3 separate regions of the Mus musculus genome follow, and regions 1 and 3 are each linked to region 2. A link is a loop called in an ENCODE intact Hi-C map of the cell type or tissue named here. Cell type or tissue: heart. All regions are shown on one strand.

Region 1 (8,000 bases), 98 kb after region 2:
TTCGTCTTCTTATAGGGCTTCTAGTCCTGACTATTTTGACCTCACATTTATGCCATTTAACCCTAATTTCTTCCTAAGGCATTATGTCCAGACTGACCTTGAATTCAAATCCTCCACCCCTGCCTCAGCCTCCCAAATGCTGAAAGCCTTATTTCTGAAAACAGTCACCTTCAACACATAAATTTTAGGATGAAGACATAATTAAGACCTTATCAGGCTGTAAGTGAAGCTTCATCTATTTCTCTGTACAGTTCCAGCAGTCTTATTTTTGTGTATTTGAAGCTCTGTTGCAGAGTTATAAGAATTTATAACAGAGTTATAAGAGTATCACAGAGGATGGTGTCCCATACCTGTAATCCTTGCATCTTGAGTCAGAGGCAGGAGTTCAAAGTCAGGCTGGGATACAAGCTAAAACTCTAAACAACAATAACAACAATGTATCCCCTCCCACCAGGACTAGCAGATTCTGTTTATTACTTGATCATATTTCCAGTATGAAACAATTTCCTTTGTATTGATGGTAGTCTTTGCTCTGCTGTAAGTGTTGTCTGGCATAAATTTCTGCTCATTTTTCTTTTTATATTTGTCCTTTGACTATTGTGAGCAGATGTATACATTCTCTATCCTTTTAGTGTATTTCTGTTTTTGTGTATAACTGATTTATGTGAACATAACTTACTTTTTAAAAAGGTTTAAAAATTTTATGTGTATGAGTGTTTATTTGCATGTGTGTGTGTGTGTGTGTGTGTGTGTGTGTGTGTGTGATGTGCATGCAGTGCTCACAAAGGCCAGAAAAGGGCATTGGAGCCCCAGGAACTAAAGTTACCAATGATTGTGAGCTACTGTGTTTGTGCTAGGACCTATACCAGATCTTTTTCAAGAGCAGCAGGTACTCTTAATTGGTGAGCCATCTCTCCAGCCTATAGCTGGGTCTTGCTTTGTTGTTCCAATCTGTTTATCTCTGTCTTTGACTCTCTGTCTGTCTCTGTCCCCCACCCCTTGTGTGTGTGTATGTGTGTATTGAACTTGGGACTCATACAGACTAGGCAAGCACTCCACCCCTGAGGTAGTTCTAGCCCAATCTCTGTCATTTAACTATAGCATTTGTTTCTGACCCTTTGCCCTTTGTGTTTATTGGGTTTGGGTTTGGTTCTGCCACCTTAATATTTGTTATTTGTTTTACTTTTTTTTTTTTTGGTCCCTTTAATCACTTGTAGTGGTTTGAATAAGGATGGCTGCTGCAGGCTCAGTATTTGAATGCTTAGTCACTGTGCTTAGGGAATGAATTGTTTGAAAAGATTAGGAGTTTGAAGTTTCAAAAGCCCATGCCAGGTTCAGTCTGCCTCTCTCTCTCTCTCTCTCTCTCTCTCTCTCTCTCTCTCTCTCTCTCTCTTGCCCTGTGGATCAGGATGTAGCTCTCAGCTTCCTCTCCAGCACCGCATCCCACCAGGTTCCCCACCGCAAACATGAAGGACAAAAGTTCTGACTGTGTAAGCAAGCCCCCTATTAAATGCTTTGGTCATGGTGTCTCTTCTTTTGGGTAAACTGCTTCATGATTCCACTTGTATTTTCAGTTGGTTCACTACAGTTTGCTGTGTTCTTGGTGGTCACTAAAGCTGTCCTGGGGCCACGAATGTCGTGGCCTCTCCTCTTGTTGCTCAGGTGAATGAATGGCAGGAGGACTGGCCGACCTTCTTCACTCGACACCGGCTCCAAGCTCAGTTGGATCTCATTGAAAAGGACTATGCTGACCGAGAGACACAAGAGCTGTGGTCAAGGCTACAGGTGAGCACAACGTTTATTTCTCTGGGAAGAGGCTGTCCCTTAGGAGCCCATAATATGCATGTGGGGGCCTCTTAGGACTGAGTCAGAATAGGAAAAAATGATGGTAGAGAGGGCTGGTCAAGTTGTGGGTATTTCAGCCACCACCTTCTTATCCTGTAGGTGGAGGGGGGAGGATGGGACAGATCCCTGCTTGAGGTCTTCAATCATTTCACTTGTCCACTCTTTTTTGTTTTGTTTTGTTTTGCTTTTCAAGACAGGGTTTCTCTGTATAGCCCTGGCTGTCCTGGAACTCACTCTGTAGACCAGGCTGGCCTCGAATTCAGAAATCTGCCTGCCTCAGCCTCCCAAGTGCTGGGATTAAAGGCGTGTGCCACCACTGCCTGACTCTCACTTGTCCACTCTTGTCCTCATTTTTTGTCCCTCTGCCAAAGACCCCAGTGTGTCACCCTTAATGAAGGTGTGTGTTCTTGCATCACTTGTTTCAAAACAGAACTCCAAAATATTAGAAACACAATTCATCTATCAGTCTAGGGTAGTGTTTCTCAACCTGTGTGTTGTGGTCCCTTGGTGGTGGGGAGGTCAAGAGACCCCTTCACAGGAGACAAATATCAGATCTTCTGCATATCAGATATTTACATTACAATTCATAACAGTACCAAAATTACAGTTATGAAGCAGCAGCAAAATAATTTTATGGTTGGAGACCACCAGAGCATGAGGAGCTGTATTGAAGGGTCAAAGCATTAGCAAGGTTGGAGACCCTGGTCTAGGGTGAACATGCATCAAAGATTTGTTATTTAATAGAAGAGATGCAGGTACATATGTGTAATAACATAAAAATACCATTTAGAGGGTAGGTACCAAACTACATATTCTACAGCATAAAGCCCAAACAACTCTGAGGTTTTCTCTAAAGCTTTTGGACTCATTTGGTAGTGGCCAGAGTGCTAGACAACGTTACAGTCAGGAGTCAGGTGGGCTTCTTCCCTGGGCCTGGTAGATTATTCGGTTGGCCTCTGGATGCCTCCATGGCTCTCTGCTTTATTTCCAAGCACTGGATAATGGGCCCCTGGGTCTTCGAGTCCCATGTAATAATTTCTCTTCTAGGTGAAGATCCCGGATCTGTTTGCGGGTATAGAGATTGTCCCTGCCCTGCTCCATGGAGACCTCTGGTCTGGAAATGTGGCTGAGGATGACCAGGGACCCGTAATTTATGATCCAGCCTCCTTCTATGGCCATTCTGAGTTTGAACTGGCCATTGCATCGATGTTTGGGGGGTTCCCCAGATCCTTCTTCACTGCCTACCATCGGAAGATCCCAAAGGCTCCAGGGTTCGACAAGCGCCTGCTGCTGTACCAGCTCTTTAACTACCTAAACCACTGGAACCACTTTGGACGGGAGTACAGAAGCCCGTCCCTGGGGGTGATGAGGAAGCTGCTCAGGTAGCAGAGGGCTGGACCTAATAAAATGTCAAACTAGATCCCTAACTGGGCTACTTTTGAGTCGGCCTACAACGCATTCATCCAGAGGCTGAGGTTATGGCAGCGCAGCAGTTTCCAGGGAGCTCCGTATGTAGCTCAGGCTGACACCACAGCAGCACTGTTGCGGGCAAGCTCCCACCTCAGCGGCTGAAGCCCCAGGTACCGCAGGCGAATAGGGAAGGAAGCCACCATGCTAGCCCGTTTGGCTCCGGTCCTTCAGTTACAATCACTGCCAGACACTCTCTAGCACCTCACTGTTTTCTATTTTTTTAGATTTTATTTTGCGTACTCATGTGCTGAAATATGTGTGTATAGGTCAGAGTACAACTTGTGGTTCTCTTCTTCTTCCACTATGTGAGGACCAAACTTGTTACCCCACAACATATCTGAGAAGACTGCTAGGATCTATATTTAAGCCAATAGAAAGTCTTTATTAGCAGGCCAGTGACTACCCTGGGTATTCTGGATCCCAGCAAAACAGTGATCCTTCTCATGAACTTTTAACCACACACACACACACACACACACACACACACACACACACAAATATGTTCTAGGTTGACATACTTCAGTTATCAACAATAGTGAGCGAGAAGTAGAACTAGAGAAGCCAAAAAGCAAAGTTAGCACATTCAGAAACTTTTCAGGACCTACGGACTTTGAAGGATCAAGTCTTTGTTTTTTAGTTTGCCCCGTGGGTGCTGTCGAATGAGTTTTACAGCCTGAATGGCACTTTAATCATGGAGTAGGATGTGCTAAGGTTTGGGGGCCTACTGTTACACATTCAACTCCCGAGGCTTAGTGAAGGAGACTTTGCACACTAAACTATCTAACCACTCCAGTCTTCTACTTCCCAGTGAGGTCTGTTCTGGTGAATGCAGGGCCAGCAGCGTATAGCTCACGTCTTTTCTCAGGACTGCTTTGGGTGGTCATGATGGTGCTGTTTGAGGTCACGGCAAAAGCCTTCATCCTGGAGCAATACCCCATTGTCTCCTACACCCTTAAAGCACCCCCCCGCGCCCCACTCCTGCAGGTGCTCAGACATCATTGCCCCATTCTTGCCCCCACACTCAAAACCCATTCCTCCCCTGCGTTCATACACCACCCGTCCTATTCTGGCTCTTTCTACTAGTTCAGCTTTCCTGCGCTGTCCACACTAGCTCAAAACCTTCCATGTTCCTGCCCCCAATTTCAAACCCAGTTATTTCCTTAACCTTACACACACTCAAGCTCCAGAAGGCTTCCAACACTAGAGTTCATTCCCTGTAAAGATCGTACCGGCCCACTGCTCCGGCCACACCCTCCTTAGCCCCACCTCTTTTGGGCTCCACCCACTCCCTGTTGAGGCTGTAGACATTGGAGGCTTAGTTTTTCTGGTGCTTCCCTTCACTCACGCAAGCATCATTTTGCGCGCTGAGCCGACTTCGCGTGAGCTGTTTTGTTGGCTTGCGCGCCCCGTAGTTGGGGGTCGAAGGTCTCAGGGCGGGGCTGGCAGTTCTCGTGCTGTATCTCTTTTCTTCCCGGTTGCCGGTAGGGTTCTTACGGAAGCTGCTGGCAGGATGGTACTGAGCAATGAGCCGGCTGCGAGCGCCGCCGAGGAGGAGGTGGAGGATGATGCGCTTGTTCGCGCCTCCGCCCTGGAAGCGTTCGGCGAGAGTGCGGAGACCCGCGCGCTGCTCCGCAGCTTGCCGGCGGTGCACAGAGAGCGCGCGTCCCGGGAGGTGGCGGAGGAGCGGTTCCGCGGTGCGGGCGGGGCCCCGAGTCTCTATCTTGAGGTCCTTGCATCTGGGAGGAAGGGACCTGGGGAGCCATACCTCCTGCCTTCCCTGCCATGTCCAGGAACTGAGCAAAGCATGCTTGAGACCTCTCTGTGGATAGGGAGGGAACCAGCAGAATTGTTGGATGAACCTGCCTCCTACGAGAGCGCTCATGGCAAGCAAAGAGGAGCGGTCTGGCACGGCGCTCCTATGGGGCTGCGCTATGAGGCCAGGATTCTGCAAACTCAGAGCTCCACGTTTATCTGGGATCTCCGTTCCAGGCAGAGCAGGAGAGTGGACAGTGCCATTAGATTCCTTTGGTGGTTCTAAATCCCCCAAGTTTAGGTAGGCCTTTACAGTCGTTTGTAATGGATACTGTCCGTCATAGTTTTTGTCAACCTTACACAAACCTAGACATACCTCGGAAGAAATCTCAAGTGAGTAATTGCCACCACCAGATTGGCTTGTGGGCATGTCTTTGCGATATTTCTTTAATTACTAATTGATAAAGGACGGCCCAGCCCACCGTGAGATGTACCATCCCTGGCCTGTGGCTCTGAGCTGTATAAGAAAGACAGCTGAACTTGAGCCTAGGAGCAAGCACGCAAGACTCCTCCGTAGTTTCTGCTTCTATTTGCTTTGATTCATCCCTACACTTTTCTCAGTGATGGGCTGTGAAAGCCAAATAAACCCTTTCTTCCTCAAGTTGATTTTTGGCCAGTTTCATCACAGCAACAGAAAACAAAGACAATGTCCAAATGAGCCCTTTGATAATTAGAGTTTTGTACTTGAACAAAATCATCTTTGTGTATTCCTTAGCTAAAAACATTCTCTCCATAATGTCTTTTTTTTTTTTTTTTTTTTTTTGGATGGGGCTCTAGTTTTTGGGTAAGACAGAGTGGTGGGCTTTGTCTGAAGTGGCAGGTGAGAACTGCAGAGGCAGAGAAACCATTGGATTGGGTAGAAACATTAATTTGCTGGTAGGGGTTGGAAAGCAGGTGACCAGGGTTGGGGAGGTTGTACAGTTATTGGTTTGAACATTGTTGGAAATGAAAGGCATCGTGCTAGGCAGGGGAGGGCTCAAGAAGTGAAGAGGGTCTGACTAGCAGGGGAAGGTGGAGTTGTAGAGAGTTGGAGCACCAGCATATGTGTGAGAAGAGATCGGAGGGCAAGATGTGCAGAGCAAAAGAAGAGCAGGAGGTGTGGTCACACTGGTCCTCAAGAGCCTGACAGATGTTGGGCAGCTGTGAGCATCTGTCAGCAAGAAGCCAGGTGTGTCCCTGGGCGTTACAAGGACTAGGAAGACCCTAGCTGTTCCATTAGAGTTACTGAGAGACGTGAATTTCCAAGGCTCACCTGATTTGATTTTCATGTTATTTTCCTTTTAGTAATTATGGACAAATACCAGGAGCAGCCCCACCTCCTGGATCCACACCTTGGTAAGCATAGATTTTGGTGGTTCAATATCAGATGATCGGGAAGGCTTATGTGTATAGCTGGCACCTGTGTGCTATCAGCAGAAGGTGTCAGATGAAATGTCCCTAGAGCTCTGTCTTTTTTTTTTTTTTTTTTTGTCTGCTGGATGGTTTTATAGACCTGTGATAATGAATAGCTTCGAGTTCAGATACCGATCTTGATTGTGTGCAGGTGTGTCTAAGCTACTTTCTGCTTGTTCCTATTGAAAGAACACATCTTTTCTTATATGTGTTTTAGTCAGTTATGTGTGAATAGCTGTTATCTTCCTGGTAATTGTTTTGCAGGGTCATATGCTTTATAAAGGTCCCATTTTACCTGCACAGCAGTTGATGAGGTCATCTGTCATCTCCATTATGTAGAGAGACACTAAGGTTGTTATCAGGACATTAGTACAAGAGTGTTGTGCAGGACTATCCTCCAAGCTGAACAGCTACCATCTGTGGAGCTCAGCTGTGTGCCCTGATTATCCCAGTTGGACTTGTTGACTATTTACATTCCATCACATGGAGGCAAGAAGGATCACAGACCCTCACCTGAGTACCCACGGCTCTCTACTACCTGTTGTATGCAACTGTGCCCTAATTGCAGGTGGCCTTGGGAACAGCCTAGATTCTTGGTTTCAATCTGTAGGTTGTAACCCCCATAGGGGTCACATGAGATATCCTGCATATCAGATATTTATGTTATGATTTATAATAGTAGTAAAATCAGAGTTATGAAGTGGCCACGAAATAATTTTATGGGGGAGGCATAACCACAACTTGAGGAATTGCATTAAGGGTCACAGCATTAGGAAGATTGAGCCTCCCTACCCCCCACTCCTCCGTGTGTGTGTGTGTGTGTGTGTGTGTGTGTATGTATATGTGTATATATATCAGACAAGATTAGGGGGGGGGAGAATCCCATCTATGTTAGTGTCATTTTTATAAGTGTGTTGACATTTTTCTCTTAACCCAGCTGGCTCTCAAACTGAGACAGAACTATTTTATTTATTTACCAGCTTTAAGGCACAGCAACTGAGCAGTATTAATCTATTTTTAATCTTCTTAGCTAATCCTAGGGTGCTTACATTTACCTCTAGGAAGAAATTTTAGCAGCAGAGAGTGACTTTTGTTTGCTTTTCATTGCTGTTGTTATATTTGAACCTATTTCATATTAATTACATTTTTGTTTGGCTTTTCTCTTTTTTGTTTTGAGAAAGAGTCTTGCAATGTAGCCCTGGCTGACCTTGAATTTATGGAAGTTCTCCAGCCTCAACCTCCCGAGTGCTGGGATTACAGGCGTGAACCACAACTCCTGGCTTGTTTTTTTCTTTTTGAGGTAGGGTCTTGCTAGGTAGCCCAGGCTGGCTTCAAGTACTCTTGGTAATTTTTTTAGTCTTGTTCTGAGCTTTTTTTTTTTCCCCTTTTTTTCTTCTTTCTTTTTTTTCCTTTTTTTTTTCTGGGAGGACCCAACTGTTTTAATCATTGTTGTAACCTCACAGTCTCTGTGTAAGCTCTGT
Region 2 (8,000 bases):
CCAGGAGATGACCACCATTCCCTTACCTTGTTTCTCTTTTTCTTTGAGTGGATCGGTATTATAGACTCGGAATCCATTTTCCATTCCACATGCAAAACACCCTAAAGCAAGAAATATGAAAGAACATGTCAATCCCCACACTGCTGCCAGCAAAAGGGATCCAGGGAAGCTCCTATCACAGGTTCTGCTTAAACACTGCACATATTACCTACTTCACACTAATGACAGACTCTCACCAGACTCCCCTTTTCGGCTTGAGAATTGTGTCAAGTATAATGGGTCCTGAAGAGGCAGTGACAAAGTTCATGTATAGAGGCTCACAATAAACGCACAGTCCTGGTCATTGTGGACACAGCTTAGTTAGGGACATGCAGTATTCTGGGAGAAAGCACAGGGGTCATGGGCTCTAAACTGTGGAAGGAGACACAAGGCTGCTCTTCCCCACCTCCAGAGTGATCTCCTGGAAGGCAGTCATGAAGTCCCTCCCGTGACTTCACTCTGGGTTAAAGGATGGAAAGGTCGTCCATCTGAGGCTCCCTTCTGCCGCTCTGCTCTACATCTATGCCCAGATTGTATACATTCTCACTCTCCCAAACGGGAAAAACACATCCAACTCATCCCACGAATTGCTCAGATTCCTCAAACTTCTGTCCTGGTCACAAGCAGTGACTGACTTAGACATCCCAGTCACTGTCCCCAATCACATACTCAGACTGTCAAGGTCCAAAAATCACCCAGCTTTCAAGATGATATGGTGGTTTTTATAATCATAGAGACATAAACCTACATTAATTACTTCAAATACAATGCCCAACTTCTGTTCATAACAAGCTTTGGCTAAGAGTAGAAAAACCAAATCCTGCATTTTTCGTTTTGTTTCAGTTCAATGTTTACAAAGTTTGGTTCCTTACAGCAGCTGTATAATGGGTTTAAAGGAACACAAAGGCTCTGCTCCATCTCTTCAACTCTACAGCCAGATTTTTGTATTTCCAGTCACTTATAAAACAACAGTTAGAGATCCAAAGACTTTGACAGTTAGTTGTGAACTGGAGACTAATTTTTAAATCAACTCTTGTGCTCTAAAACGTAATTTATCCAGCCCAGAATCTGAAACTCTCAAGTGCTAGGTAATCAAATTGTGCTAGCTTATAATATCCTCTTTATGTTACTGGGTCATATAGCCCAGGAAGATGAAAAAGGAAATAGAAGAAAGGAGGAAAAAGTGAGAACAGAAGAGAATGTGGACATCTAGATGTCCAGTAATTTACAGAACCAAGAAAACAGACACACACAACAGCACAGTAAGTCCTACTGCACAGCAGTCAAAATCATAGAAACATAAAGCGCACTGGGGTGTGGACCTGAGAACTCCTCAGTGGGAGGCAAAAAGGAAGGAATACAACAAGCACCTCAGAAACTGAACACACGCTCACCAAACACATGGTCTAGTAAGTGCTGCAGGGACCACTATAGTCATGGGAGAAGAGGGGAACCCCACAAATGGTAAAACAGCTAATTGTGACACATCCTGACAAAGAAACACTATACATTGGTGAAAACGATTTACCACCAAACTAACCAATCCAAAAAACCAAACCTAAACAAAAATCCTCATTGAAAATACTAAAACAAAACCCAAAAATGAGTCTGGAGAGATACCTCAAAAGTAAAGTAATTTCAACAATTTAAAATTACATAGGCAAAAAAAATGTTTTAATGTGTCTGTGTGTCTGTCTGTATATACATCATGTGCATGCAGTGCCTGGAGCAGCTGGACGAGGGCATCAGATCCCCTGGAAACGGAGTTTCAGAGGGTTGTAAACTACCTGACACAGGTGCTGGGAACCAAAACCCCATTCTCTGAAAGAGCAGCAAGTGCTCTGAACAACTAAGTCCTCTCTCCAGTCCTTGCAAAGGTACTTAACAGTGATTTCTGAGGCTAGAGAGGTATCAATAGTAAGAGTGCTTCTGGGCAGGCTTGAGAAACTCAGCTCATATCCCCTGCACCGACATTAAAACCAATACAGTCCCATGTACCTAAAACCCCATCATTGAGGGCAGAGATAAGGGCATTCCAGAAGCCTCAGAAACTCACTAGCCAGATTGATTAACTGAAAGAGCAAGTTTCAGGTACAGTGAGAGACCCTGTCTCAAGAGGTCAAGTGGTACAGGAAGACACCCACTGCCCACCTCTGGCCTTAACATGATTGTGCTTGCATATGTACCTATACATACATTATCATATATAAGGACACGCGCGCACACACACAAAGTGATTTCTAAACTCAATTTTTAATAGGTGTTTTAACACCAATGGCAGCCAGTCAGTGGTGGCACATGCCTTTAATCCTAGCACTTGGAAGGCAGAGGCAGGAGGATCTTTGTGAGTTTGAGGAAATCCTGGTCTACAGATTGAGTTCTAGGACAGCCAGAGCTACAGAGAAACCCTGTCTCAAAAAACAAAAACAATCAAATCTAGAAATCAGTATATACAAAACCAAATTGTGACTGACTCAACTGTTTGATGCGAGTTCATACTATAAGGCTTAACTGCAGCCAGAAACTGCATTAAAGTCTGTCTCGTTGAAACAGGGCTTCATGTAGTCCACGATGACCTTGAACTCTGGATCCTCTTGCCTCCACTTCCCCAAGGCTGAGATTACAGGACTATATCACCACTCCAGTTAAGGGAAGTACTGGAGCCCAAACCTATATGACCTCATGAAAGCTCCATAAACTGGGCTACATTCCTGTGAATGTCTGAGTTAGAATGGCCCCAATCAGCTCATGGTTTTGAATACCTGTTGCCTAGTTGAAGAAACTATTTAGGAAAGATTAAGAGATACGGTCTTGATAGAAAAGGTGTGTCGCTTGGAGCATGCTTTGAGGCTCCAAAAAGTTCACACCATTCCCAGTCTCAGTCTCTGTTTCTTGCTTGTGGAACAGGTGTAAGCTCTCGGCCACTGCTGCAGTGACATGCCTGCTTCCCCGTTGACATCACGGTCATGGACCCTAACCCTCTGAAACTCTAAGTTCACAATGAACTCCTGTATAAGTTGACTTGGGTCATGGTGTCTCATCACACAGAAAAGTAACTTAGACAATTTGCTAGCTCAAGAGCTATTTTCTTTTTCTCTGTCTGTCTGTCTGTCTGTCTCTCTTTCTTTTTGGAAACAGGATTTCTCTATGTAGCTCTGGCTGTCTTGGAACTTATTCTGTAGACATGGCTAGCTTCAAACTCAAAAGAGATCTGCTTGCTTCTGCCTCCCCACATGCTAGGACTAAAGGTATGTGCCACCACACCTGGATAAAAGCTAATCTCTCTCTCTCTCCTCTCTCTCCCTCTGGTTTTACAAGACAGAGTTTCTCTGTGTAGCCCTAACTGTCCTGGAACTCATATGATGTCCATGAGCCTCTCAGCCCCCACGTGCTGATGCTACATGCGCTTGCTCCTTCACAGTTCCACAATGGGACCAACCCTAACACTGCAACCAGGCCTGGAATCCCGTACTGCTCAAGGCCACCACACTGGAGTCTAACTGCTCTCTTCCCAGAACTGTCTGTGCTTCCACAGGACAATAATACTTTTGCCTATCTCTGTCCGATCTAAAGGAAGGCTTTCCACACTTGTAATGGGCTATGCACATTCTCTCCCTCTTACCTTGGTTTACCTTGGAAATGTTATAGCTTATAGCTATCCTACAGGTTCTGATTATAGTGAACGCATCCCTCAAACTTCTTCAAATGCCTAGCACATGGACTCTAAGAGAATATATGCAAATGGGATGCACAATAGCACTACCTACTTAAAGCACTACCTAACTATAGTCTGTAATAGTAAGATCCCCACCTCAAAAATAAAAACAGCCAGGTGGTGAACATTTTTAAGGAGGTTTAGGGAGTTCCAGGACAGCCAGAGATACACAGTGCCAATTGTCTCAAAAATAAAAATAAACATAAAAATCAAAAAAACTCATCTTCTTAGCCAGGGGCAATAGAGTGAGCATGCAATCCCACTTGCTCCAGGGACTGTGAAGGGAAGATTCCTGGAGCACAGCTTAAGATAAGCTTGAACAGGAGAGCAAGATCCAGTCCCAACAATAACAAAAATCAAGTTAAGTTCACTTTCCAAGACAGTAAGTCATACATTTGCTACAGCACCTCGAAATTTTACATACGGAAAGCTAAGATGTTATAACTCTTAGAAGCCCAGAGTATCAGCCTTTACCCTTTTCCCTTGAGGAGATTTAGAAAAGGGAAGTTAGCTGACATAGTGGCACACTCCTTTAATCTCAGCACCCCGGGAGGCAGAGACAGGGTCAACAGAGTGAGTTCCAGGACAGTGAGGGTTACGCAGAAAAAGCGTCTCGGGGATATAATCCCCACTAAGAGGGGTTCCCGCCCATTATCTTGGAAGCAAGAATACCTTCTCCAAGACCCCAAACTCAAGAGGCAAGAGGCAGTCACGGGAACGCAAATCATGTAAGTCCTTTCATCCTACAGAACAGAAGAAAATACCAGAGGGGAGGGAGAGGCGTACAGCTAAGACATCAAGGCGAAGAACCTACACTCCACGAAGGTGCCAGCCGCAAGAACCACGACAAACTGCCGCCCCGCGACGGGCAGGTCCCGCTACGCCACCCGCTGGCAACGTAAGCGCTGGAGACCCTGACGCCCAGCAGTAAGCCTGCGGGTTCTTAGGTACCCGGTAAAAAAGTGGCACTGCCCGCCGACCCGGGCGGCGGCAGCGCGCGGAGGGGTGGGGTGGGGTGGGTGTTTCTCCCCGCTATGGGTGCCCGGGCTGGAAAGGACCGCGGGGGGGGGGGGTCCTCCCTACAGAGCGGTTCGGAGATTTCCTGAAAGAGCCGCCAGAGTCTGAGCTCTCAGGGCGCGACCGAGTCTCCGGTTAGGGTCCGGGGGACGCTCGCGACAGCTCCGGGGCCCTGCGGTCGCGGTAGCGTTGGGTCGGGGTCTCCCGGAAGGGCTGGGGTGTTACCACGGAGCTGGGCCCGGGGTCTCACCGTGGTCCTGGTTGAAGCCGGCGTACAGCAGCCCGTTGCCGTGAGGGTTACACGGCAGGAGGTTCATGGCGCCGTCGTAGGGACTGTGGCTCCTCAGCACCGCATACCGCTCGCAACCAGGCGATCTCTCCGGTCGCGCGGCGCTAGGGCCGCCGCGGCCGGAAGCCAGGGTCCTGGGGACTTGCGTCGTGCGTGTGTCGTCAGTGCTGCGTCATCAGTGCGCGCGGATCTGTGGGCGCGCGTGCGCGCAACCAGCAAGCGCCGAGGGACAGACGCGTCCACTGCAGGGAAGTAGGTGGCGGGAAGTAGGTGGCGAGGGCTCGCCGGGCGCGTCCATAAGGGGCGGGGCAGGACGCAGCCGAGGGGAAGCTGCGGAGAGAGCTGGGTGCCCCGCACTCACACAAGCAGGGCAGGACTGATGGGACCAAGGACAGGGCAGAGAAGAGACTGCGCCAACGCTCCTGCCCACAACACAGTCTCCTGAAACCCTCACCGCGTTCCCACGATACACATCGTGTTCGACCAGAAGCAGCCTTCGTGTAATGGTACCTGCATTTTCCCCGAGAGACAAACACAGACAGACTATCCCCTATTTCTTCCCGAGCTTTCCCAACCATCTGACACGTCCTCTCACAGACACAAATTTCCAAAGAGACATAATAGGACATAACCTCACAGAAAAGATCCCCAGACCTCGCGACTGTTGTTTGGGGTGCTCTGTTTACAGGGGTCTGGGATGGCTCTGGAAGCTGGTGCTTTCTCCTCTCTACTACAATTCATTCTCTGGTTCCCTCTCTCCTCACTGGCTTCTCCCCTTACCTGTTTACCATCCTTTCCCCCAAATGAAGACTTGTAGCGTCTTAGGATTCAAGAAGCTTAAGCAGAAGGACCCTAGTCCCACACAGCCCACCATTCATCCCATCAGCACTGAAGAGGGGAGGGGAAACCACTTCAGGGACTGTCCTTTCATCTCTCTAGTTATGAACCTAAGAAAGGGCAGCTGAGGCATGAATGTTCAAGCCCTAAACGGTCTCACCATCTGTGAGAACATTTGCACAACAATAAGGTGGCTGTGAAGGTCCTGGCAGGATGTCTTGATAGTTGGCCACTGTCAAGGAGGCCTTGTTCCTTCGGGTTTCACTGGCTTACACACTCACCTGCCTCTCTGGATATCTATTCACCTCATCTCCACAGGGCTGGATGACCCCAGCTTCAGGCCTTCAGTGGCTCAGATGGCTACACTCCTGCTTCTCTAAGGACATTGTTATTATGTATCTGGAGACTCAAAAAATGTTAAGACATTGTAAATCACTAATAAAAACTTAGGGTATCCAAGCTTTATCTTATTTCAGTTTTCCTGTTGTTTAATCTCTCATAGGGTCTAGCTTCCTAAGCAGCAGGACCAGAAGAGAGACCTATACTTGAGCCTTTATAACGCCAGAATGTTGTGGTGGCTTTGTTTTGGTTTTTGGTTTTTGTTTTTTTGTTGGCAAGGAGTGACAAGGGCTTCATCTCTAGGGAAATGTCTGGCCACAGCTCTAACAAACCTCTGACACTTACCAGGAGCCACATGAGAGCGTGTTTCTTTCAGTACTTCCACTTTATCTTGTTGAGACAAGGTCTCATTCTCTAACCCTGGAACTCACGATGTAGCTCCAAGTTGGTCAAAGTATCACAGTAATATTGCTTCAAGCTCCCAAGAACCGGGATACTAGGCATTCGTCATGACATACAGCACTACGTGTTTTCTCTGCATTTCTTCTCTGGGAAGAAATCCTTTCCAAAGATGACATAGGACAAAACTAAGCTTTGGGGTAAACATCATGAAACAGGCAAGGAGACAAGTGCAGAAGAGAGCTGTGCTGTACCTGGATCTAGAAAGAGATACCACGACTCTGTCAAGAGAGGAGCAAGTATCCACTTTATTGAGAAACATAGTCCTTAAATAACTGTTTTTACTTCTCCTTTACTGAAATACCTCTCTCCTTGCTAATCTGTTGAAACAATGCTGGCTTTGTTCAACATAATTGGAGATATCTTTGGCATTTTCTTCCCATAGTTTCAGAACTTGTAGGATACTTTGTACAAAATATGTAGGTTTACAGAAAAATATGAATATAGATTACTTATTAATCTCAAAATGTAGTAAACAACATAGCAAAAACTTTATCAAATCCATGTCCTACCCAAATGGGACAGACCTGTTGTACACAACCTGTGAAACTGCAGCATTTTTTATAAGTTGGGGCTTTGACATTAAAATGTTTACAAAAGGCCCCTCTTGTAGTATCAGTAATGCTAGATTATCTGATTATCATTGCTTCTGAAATTTCCTTGAACATGTATTCACTACACACATTTTATCAGCCATATAAAAGCAGTTACAGAAAAAGTTGCACAACAATCATGATAAAAAGTCACATCCATAATTTCATATTATCAAGAGTAGAGAAGAATACTAATTTTTTTCCCTTTGCACACACAAGTCTAGAACAAGAGCTTCATGCACATCCACACAAAAGTGTCAGTCACAGCGCACTGGGCATTCCTACCACGGCAGTGGCATTCCAAAGGAAGCAGCATCGTTACCGTTAATAAATGCAGAACATGTTCCTCGAGTCTGGAAAGGTCTCTGTCTTCAGACTCTCCCAGAGAGCCAGCTCACTTTTTAATTTTGAGGTGGAGTCTCAAAATTGCCCACGCTGGCCTTGAACTCACTCTGTAGCTTAGATGGGCCTTGAGCTTGTGATCCTCCTGCCTCAGCCTCTTGAGTAGCTGAGATTACAGGCCACTGCCACCAATTCCAGCCTCTAAGAAATTTTGCAGCTGTTCCTGGCACAGTTCCTGGGCGGGCTCTGGGGTGGGCGGATGGTCCTGACTTTCCGGAAGCTGTTCCTCTTGTGGCTGGAGTTGGCAGTGAGGGAGTAGGAGCGGCCATGCATCATCCTGGTGTTCAGGCCACTGGCCATCGAGAAAGAC
Region 3 (8,000 bases), 67 kb after region 2:
AGAATTGGGAATTGAACCTGGATTCTCTGATAGGCCCACAGCAAGTACTCTTAATCGCAATCTCTTAAGCTCCTGATTTTTCCTTTTTTAACATTAAAGGAATAACTGTCTTGTTATGCACGTAGTAATGCCAGCACCTGTCATTATCTGTGACCTCCTGTTGCTTCTTTGGTGTGTTAGTTGACTAGGGGTGCCATTCTACTGCCAGGTTCTAACAACAGAAAGTTAATCTTCACACATCTTGAGAGTGACTGTCTGAGATCAGAGAGACAGAAGAGTTAGGTTGCCAAGGGATCTCATGTTTCTGGTCTGTAGAGAACTGCCTGCCTGCTATGTCTGGCCATGGCTTTTTCTGGAGTCTCTATTTATGGAGTCACTTGGTAATCCTCTTGGATTATGGTCCCACCCCATGAGCTCATTTAATATTAATTACATCCTTTAAGTCACTGTCCCCAAGTTCGTTATGCTGGGATTGGTGACTCTATCTGTGAATTCTGAGGGAACATAAAGCATTCAGTCTACAGCTCTTGGGCAAGGCAGTCTTGTGAAAATGGTTTTTCAACCCTCGTGTGACATTTAAGAATGAACTTTGTGGGGGCTGGAGAGATGGCTCAGTGGTTAAGAACACTGCTTTTCCGAAGGAACTGAGTTCAAATCCTAGCAACCACATGGTGGCTCACAACCATATGTAATGAGATCTGATGCCCTCCTCTGGTGTGTCTGAAGACAGCTACAGTGTATTTACATATAATAATAAATAAATCTTTAAAAAAAGAACACAGTAAAAACAAACAAAAAAAGAATGCACTTTGAGGCATGGTGGAGAAATGGCTCAGTGATTAAGAGCACTGACTGCAGGGCTGGTGAGATGGCTCAGCAAGTAAGGGCACTAACTGCTCTCCCGAAGGGTCCTGAGTTCAAATCCCAGCAATCACATTGTGGCTCACAACCACCCATAATGAGATCTGATGCCCTCTTCTGGTGTGTCTGAAGTCAGCTACAGTGAACTTATGTATAATAATAAATAAATCTTTAAAAAAAAAAAAAAAAGCACTGGCTGCTCTTCTAGAGGACCCAGGTTCATTTCCTATCACCCTCATGGAGGCTAACAACTGTCTGTAACTCCAGTTCCAGAAGAGCCTAACACCTTCTGGCCTTTGTGAGCTCCAGCCATGCACATGGTATATAGACACACATGCAGATAAGACACCCATACACATAAAATTAAAAAACAAAAAACAAAAAACAATTGGGTTGGCTTAAGCTGGCCTTTGTGTTGGCTTAAGCTGGCCTTCATTTTACTGCAACCCCCCTGTTTCAGGTCTTAAACACTGAGACTAAAGGAATGGATTTACTGTGTGCAGTCACCCCATCACTTTTGACTTCGTTGTCCTTGAGTTATGTAAAGGATTTCCATGAGATCTAGTGTTTCCTTCTCTCAGAACACTAATTGCCTAAAATTAAAAGTAAAACTTGTGATTTAAAAAAATAATTAAGTAATATGAGTTTGTGTTGCAAATCTAACCAAGGGCAGATAATAATGACTTCTACCAACGCCATCACCATTTTATTCAAGGACAAAGCTTCACAGGTGCTGGGTTCAGGATGGCATTTCACCTTCTTGAAGCTCAGGTAGCCTTTCAGTGTCCTAGATTTATTGGAAAGTTGTTCTTCCACTACATGGTCACCTTGAACCCATCTGGTCCCATACTGTTACTTAGATCTATGGTTACTAAAAATAAAATACAACAAAACCTAGATTTAAACTCTTAAAATCATTTTATTAGTATGAATGATTTGCCTACATATATGTGAACTACGATCGTGCCTGATGCCTCCACAAGCCAAGTGTTAAATCCCTTGGAAGTAGAGTTACAGACAGTTGTTTGTAGGTGAGTTGTCACGTACGTGCTAGGAGTAAAACCAGGTCTTCTGGAACAACAGCCAAGTGCTCTTAACTGCTGAGCCATCTCTCCAACTCCCTAAAACCAGCTCTTGTCCCCATGGCAAGAACAGTTTTTGAATTTTTACTTTTTACTCTGGGCTTCTATCACCCAGATACTAAGCCTACATTCCTCTCTGTCCTGTCAGCTTTTTGGTGGGATGTGTTTTTAACGATTTCAACCAGCATTTATTTCTAGATGTTCTCAGCAGAAGGTGAGGTTAAACAATCTGCATGCTTTCTTCAGTTGCTTTTATTCCTTTAAGCTTTCAAGCTTTCATTCATTCGCTCATTTTAGCACATTCTTATTGAATGTCCACTTTCTGTTGTGCTATTCGCTGGGAAACATCAGGGAACATGGTGGTCAACTGTGTCCCACTTGATTGGACACAGGTATTTGGGGTCTTGGGGTTTTATTGCTGTGAAGAGACACTATGACCGAGGCAACTCTTACATATTATTACATTATTATTTAGTTGTGGCTGGCTTGCAGTTTCAGAGGTTTAGTCCTTTATCATGATAGTGGGAAGCATGGCAGCATGTAGGCAGACAAGGTGTTGGAGAAGCTCAGAGTAGTACATCTTGATCCAAAGGCTGCCAGGAGGAGACTGAAATCCCACACTGGGTGGGGCTTGTGCATAGAGACCTCACACACAGTGACACACCTCCTCCAACAAGGCCACATCTCCTAATAGTGTCACTGCCCAAGCATTTAAACACATGAGTCTATGGGGGCCAAACCTACTCAAGCCACCACAATTGGTTAAGCATTTTTCTGTTAGGGGCTATCATCTATCATCCCAGGACTTGGTAGGCTGAGGCAGGATTTCCCTGACTCTGAGGCTAGCCTGGGCTATATAGTGAAACCTTATCTCAATTTTAATCTTCCCTATTGCATCCCAGTCCATAATCAAAACACAAAAAAATTATGTATGTTTGTATCCTGTTAATATTTAAGCCAATGGGTCTGGAGTAGGCACATTTCCCTCCACAGTGTAGGCCAGCTAGAGGTCTCAACAGAACAAATCAACCATCCACGAGAAGGAATTTTGTGGGAGGAGGACCGTGACTCAGACAACATCTCTTTATCTCCAGCCTGCCAGCAGATCCTACTGATTCCAGATTTGCAGTTTCTTAAGTCTCTTTATACATGCATCCTGCTGGGTTTTTTCCTCTGAGCAAGACAGATTTTTAACCTGTGTTGGAACTGAACACAGTTCTGGCTGAGACACAAGCTAATCTGTTAATCTCATATAATACAAAACTCCTGTATTGGAAGCAGCATGCCCCTCCAGTTTAGGACTTACACACTTAAACAGTCTGAGTCCTGCACTGCAGATCATTGTCACAGACCTGGAAGCTCGGACAGACTGAGAGGACAGCTGAGCTGAGTGCTGGAGGGTGAGCATCCAGGGTATAAGTTATAACTTTGCTCCTGCAGGGGAACGTTTCTCCAGCAAAAATGTTGTAGCTCTGCTCCAGTGGGGGAAAATTTCCTCAAGACAAGTGTTACAGCTCTGCTCCACAAAATCACACTGCACAACAAACCTCATACGAGATATTTATTGGGAGGGAAAACCCAGGAGGGTGGCTGCCTCTGCTTGGATGAGAAGCAGCAGGGAGCAGAGCAGAACACAGGCTTTGTGAGGGGTTTCTTGGGGTGAAGGTGGGGAGCTTTCCAGATTGTCCTGGAGATTGGTGAAATTTTTGTGGCCTAAACTTGGGGCAAGTTTAGAGATTGGCGTGATTTCATGTTCAGGGATTGGTGTTTCTGTTTCTTGGCCCTGGATTTGGCTTGGAGTCAAGTCAGGGTCAAGGTGTTTTTCCCTTTGTCTCTGGTCCTTTTACTCTACGTTTGGGACAGGGAGGGCTGGAGAGGGTCTTTATAACCATTACAGCTAGCAGAATAAGGATAGACAGGCAGAGGCAAGAAGTCAGTTCTGGGTTTTGTTTTGTTTTGTTTTGTTTGTTTGTTTTTGAGACAGGGTTTCTCTGTGTAGCCCTGGTGTCCTGGAACTCACTCTGTAGACCAGGCTGGCTTTGAACTCAGAAATCCACCTGCCTCTGTCTCCCAAGTGCTGGGATTAAAGGCAAGTGTCACCACTGCCCGGTAGTGGCAGTTCTGTTTAATAAGACTAGGTGACTGGCGTTGGTTCAAACTTCAAGTCTGACCCAGTGTAGTTTATTTAGGCATATTTTAGTCGCAGCACAATTTAGTGAAAAATTTCCTGGTGATCAACTCAATCTTGTGTGCAAAATAAAACTTAAGGTGTGAGTATGTTGAAACTCTTTGTGACGTACATGTGACATTGTGAAAGCCAAAGTTATGTTTTAAGTTTTAATTACTATGCCTAAGCGATCCATGAAAAAAAAAAATGCATCTGACCTGTAAGCTCCTTGCCCAAGGACAGATACTTCTTGAAATGCTAAAGGCTATTATTTATGGAAAATAACAAGTCACGAGTTTTCACTTCTTTAAACAAGTTTATTTGGCCCATCTATACCAGATCTGCTTGCTCACACGTGGAAGGGAGGTATATGAGTAGGAAATACGTCAGAATGTATGCTTGCCACTGATTGGACCTGACTGGAAATGCGCTGAATTGTGTTTTTTGCTTTTTTAAGCCCCTGCAAAATCTGACTGGGGCCATTTCCCTGGGAACCTGGGCAAGGATCTGACCAAAGTACATCCACGTGGGCAGTACTTAAAGTATTAAAGCTTACATGAAATTTAATTTAATTTATGTGGTCTTATTCTTGACCAGTGGGATCAACATCTTAAAGATCGGTTCTGTAGATTGACAAACTCATGAGAAGGGTTTGGGAGAGGATCCCGTGTGGTCCAGCACACAGATTAGTACAAAGGTCCTGGGCAACTACATCTGCTCACAGGCTATGCATCCTTTCCTTCGAAGGAACAACTCTGCGTTACATTCCTGGTTCTACTAGTGCTTAACTTGTAGGCACAAGGACCTCCATACCTCCCACAGGAGGGCAGGCCTCCTGGCCAGGGAAATGGTCTCGCGGCCAGCACATCCCTGAGAAAGGATGCGTCATCCTCTGCAAAACCCTAAGGGCTCAGCTTCACCTCGCTGGCGGTTTCAGACAGAACCCGGAGCGGAGGGAGCAACCTCCGTCCTTCTACACAGCTGTCTGGGAATTGTTTTAAACAGGTTTGAATTGAGAGAGTTCAGCACACCAGAGCGGGGAGGCTGGGCGCTCCACCCACTTACCACCCGGCTCCTGCGCTCCAGCAGCCAGAGAAAACTTGGCAGCGGTCTCTCTGCCTCTCAACCAATCCTAACCAGTCAGGCCACGCCCCTCCCAAAGGTTTCCCCGCCCCTTCCTTCTTGTCACCCAATCCCGTCACTGGTCTGTGTCTACCCCGCCCCGCCCCTGTACCCGCTTCTGCTCCAGGCCTGAACTGGGTCGGCTGGGGAACTGCTCTCATGGAGACCCTGCTTAAGCGGGAGCTGGGCTGCAGCTCGGTCAAAGCTACGGGTCACTCGGGAGGCGGGTGCATTAGCCAGGGCCAGAGTTATGACACGGACAAAGGACGAGTGTTTGTGAAAGTGAACTCCAAGGCAGAGGTAGGGCCACCGGCGCTGGGTGAGGGTCGGGCTCGTTGACCCGAGGCTAAAATGGGGCGGTGGTTTGGGTCCGGGGTGTGTGAGATCCTGAGCTGACCCGGGTTGGGTAGCGCTAGAGACTCAGTCTTCAGCGACAGTCTCTGCCCGCTGTCCACAGCCCGGCGATTTCCCTTTGGCCTCCGGCTTCCCTGCCCTTGCCCGCTGTGCCCGCTAAGGCAACGGTGGCTATGCAGGTGCAGCGCGTGGTATTCAGAGATTGCTATGCCCGCTTCTTTGAGAAAGCCTTCACGTCTGGCTGGTTAGTTTTGAGAAACGCCAGAGTACTCGTGTTTATCTGGAGCTTATTTCAAAACTCAGATCAAAGATCTTAAAGGATCAAAATAACACACTCATCCCACCACGTTCTGTTTGAGAGTGAACTTTTTCTGAAGCGCCCAATGGAAGATAGGGTGAGAGCCCCAAGGCTTCAGTTGTGTTCCTGGTTGCTGCTGTCCCTTTGTCATTTTAAGCTGTTCACTCCAGGTTTTGTTTGGAAGGGACGTGGATGGCTTCTGTAGAACTTGGCAAAGTTTTTTTAAAGACGAAACTGAAGGTGTTTATCTTCTTGTTAAGCCCTACACACCCTCCACGTTAGAGTTGGTTTCTGTCACTAAGGCTGACTTCCAAACTCAACCCTTTTGTTTCTGTCTCTTGGAGTGCTGGGATTGCAGGTTCTAGCCACGAGCCTAGCTTTTTGCATTTGTGGTCATTTTTCTTTCAAGAAAGGAACCTGCCTCTCCCATGTGTGTTAACCTTTGGAATACCCTTATTTTCTCAGGACTTGCCTCAACCCCTGTCTTCAGCCATCAGTTTGCCCTCAGCCACAGTCTTCGTGGTCTCCTGCATGTTCTACAGCTGGGCCTCTCTGTTCTGGTTTTGCTTGTTTTTATATAGTAGCCTTTCTCTACAGCCCTCAGTATTTCCACTTTGATTTGTTTTTTCTTTGTGATGACAGGTTGAACCCAGAGCCATGCACATCCTAAGCAAGTATGATACATACCACTGAGCTGCATCTTCAAACTAGTGGTGTGTGTGTGTGTGTTTTCTGTTGTTTGGAGTTGAGTTCAGGCTCTTTTCTCTCTTTTTCTTTTTCTTGTCTTTTTTCTTTTTGGTTATTGTTTAATTTCTTGAAACAGGATCTCACTACGTAGCCCAGAATGGCCTTGAACTGACAGAGATGTGCCTACTTCCTTCGAGTTTACATTCTCTCTCGCAGGAAGTGGGGTTTGCTTGTTTTGAGGCAGTTTCCATCTGTATGTAGCCCAGGCTAGTCTGGAACTTACTATGGAATCCTCAGCCTCTCAAGTGGTAGGATTCCATATGTTAGCCAGCATGAACTGCCGAGTTCTTTTTTAAAAGATTTATTTATTTATTCAGTTTTAAAGACAATACGTATGTGTGTATATGTGGTGTAGGATGTGTGTGTGGTGCCCGTGGAGACCAGAGACATCAGAGCCTCCTGAAGTGGGAATCACAGGTGGTTATGACCTACCTGATGTGGGGGGTAGGAATTGAACTCGGAACCTCTGCAAGAGCAGTATGCACTTTTAACCACTAAACCATATCCAGCCCCACTGCTGGGTTATCTCCCATTCAAAGTCTATTTTCAATTTTTCAGTCTTCCTTTTCCATTTGGCCTTTTTTCTTGCTTGCGCTGGGATACATAGCATGAATTGTGCTGGAATACTGTCCATAAGATGAACATCTGCCAATTGTAATTATAACTTTGTGTTAGAAACATGACTCTTCCTTGCTCTACTTTCTCTGAGGTAAGAGAGACTCTAAGACTACCCGACTTCTCTTTTATGTGCTTTCTTATGCCTCGCTAGAATCTACCTGGTTGACTTTTCTTATTAGACTTTTTAAACTTATGTAATTGATTTTATCTCATTTTTAAGTTGTTTCCAGATTTTTTTTCTCACAATGGTCCAACTGAAGCTTAATTTTCCCATAGGTCTATTTATGAGTAGCTACTTTCTTAGCTGGAATCTTCCAACCACATAAACAGTAAACTACTACTGTGAAGGAGCAGTTCTTCTTGATGGCTACACAGTTCCTTTTAAAACATTTCTTTTTCTCGTGCTGCCATTAATGTAGTCTCTTTCACCAGCACCTTGGGCAAAAGTCCAGCTTCTCCTTCATATTCTAAAGAGATTGCTGTGAAAGTTCTGTCAGGACATAGTTCCTATCTTCCTTCTCAGAAACTTTGGTTTTCTTAGTGAGTAGTTGCAACATTTGTAGCATGTTTAGAATGGGCTGTTAGCTGCTACCTCAGAAATGTAGGTTCTCCCATTCTATAGGTGAGCAAACTGAAGCAAAGAAAGCTTAAGTAACTTGCCTGAGGTCACAGTGGTAGCAACTAGGAGTGTACCTAGAATTGCCCTGGCAGAGCTATTCAGTAGGAAGGGTGATTACATTTTGGTATGTTC

The links. Hi-C counts contacts between places; a loop is a spot of excess contacts. Peaks named below come from ENCODE experiments on the same cell type or tissue, not always from the same donor. Only the 100,000 strongest peaks of a DNase experiment are listed, where the experiment ranks them.
Region 1: a loop joins it to region 2, with 2.5 times the contacts of the local background. A loop is called at or near these places in 4 of 42 quality-filtered maps.
Region 3: it touches region 2 in a loop (4-fold over the local background); 9 of 42 quality-filtered maps call a loop at or near these places.

What each region holds. Positions count from the first base shown.
Region 1 is chr11:121,447,220-121,455,219 of GRCm38, forward strand. It overlaps Fn3k (fructosamine 3 kinase), which reads left to right. Exons shown (of 6, transcript NM_022014.4): 5 at 1,663-1,785; 6 at 2,893-3,271. The coding sequence ends at 3,231. Tbcd (tubulin-specific chaperone d) reads left to right here and starts at 4,772. Exons shown (of 39, transcript NM_029878.4): 1 at 4,772-5,009; 2 at 6,412-6,462. The coding sequence starts at 4,826. In heart, a CTCF peak has its summit at 4,809; a DNase peak (open chromatin) is centred at 4,742; H3K4me3 peaks cover 1,889 bases; H3K27ac peaks cover 1,176 bases; H3K27me3 peaks cover 260 bases.
Region 2 is chr11:121,349,206-121,357,205 of GRCm38, forward strand. Wdr45b (WD repeat domain 45B) reads right to left here and starts at 5,242. Exons shown (of 10, transcript NM_025793.3): 1 at 5,022-5,242; 2 at 27-101. The coding sequence starts at 5,088. It overlaps Rab40b (Rab40B, member RAS oncogene family), which reads right to left. Exons shown (of 6, transcript NM_139147.3): 6 at 6,916-8,000. The coding sequence ends at 7,832. In heart, a CTCF peak has its summit at 4,648 (motif pointing left); a DNase peak (open chromatin) is centred at 5,266; H3K4me3 peaks cover 2,593 bases; H3K27ac peaks cover 2,116 bases.
Region 3 is chr11:121,416,072-121,424,071 of GRCm38, forward strand. Fn3krp (fructosamine 3 kinase related protein) reads left to right here and starts at 5,302. Exons shown (of 6, transcript NM_181420.3): 1 at 5,302-5,532. The coding sequence starts at 5,392. In heart, a CTCF peak has its summit at 4,919; a DNase peak (open chromatin) is centred at 5,270; H3K4me3 peaks cover 1,872 bases; H3K27ac peaks cover 1,328 bases.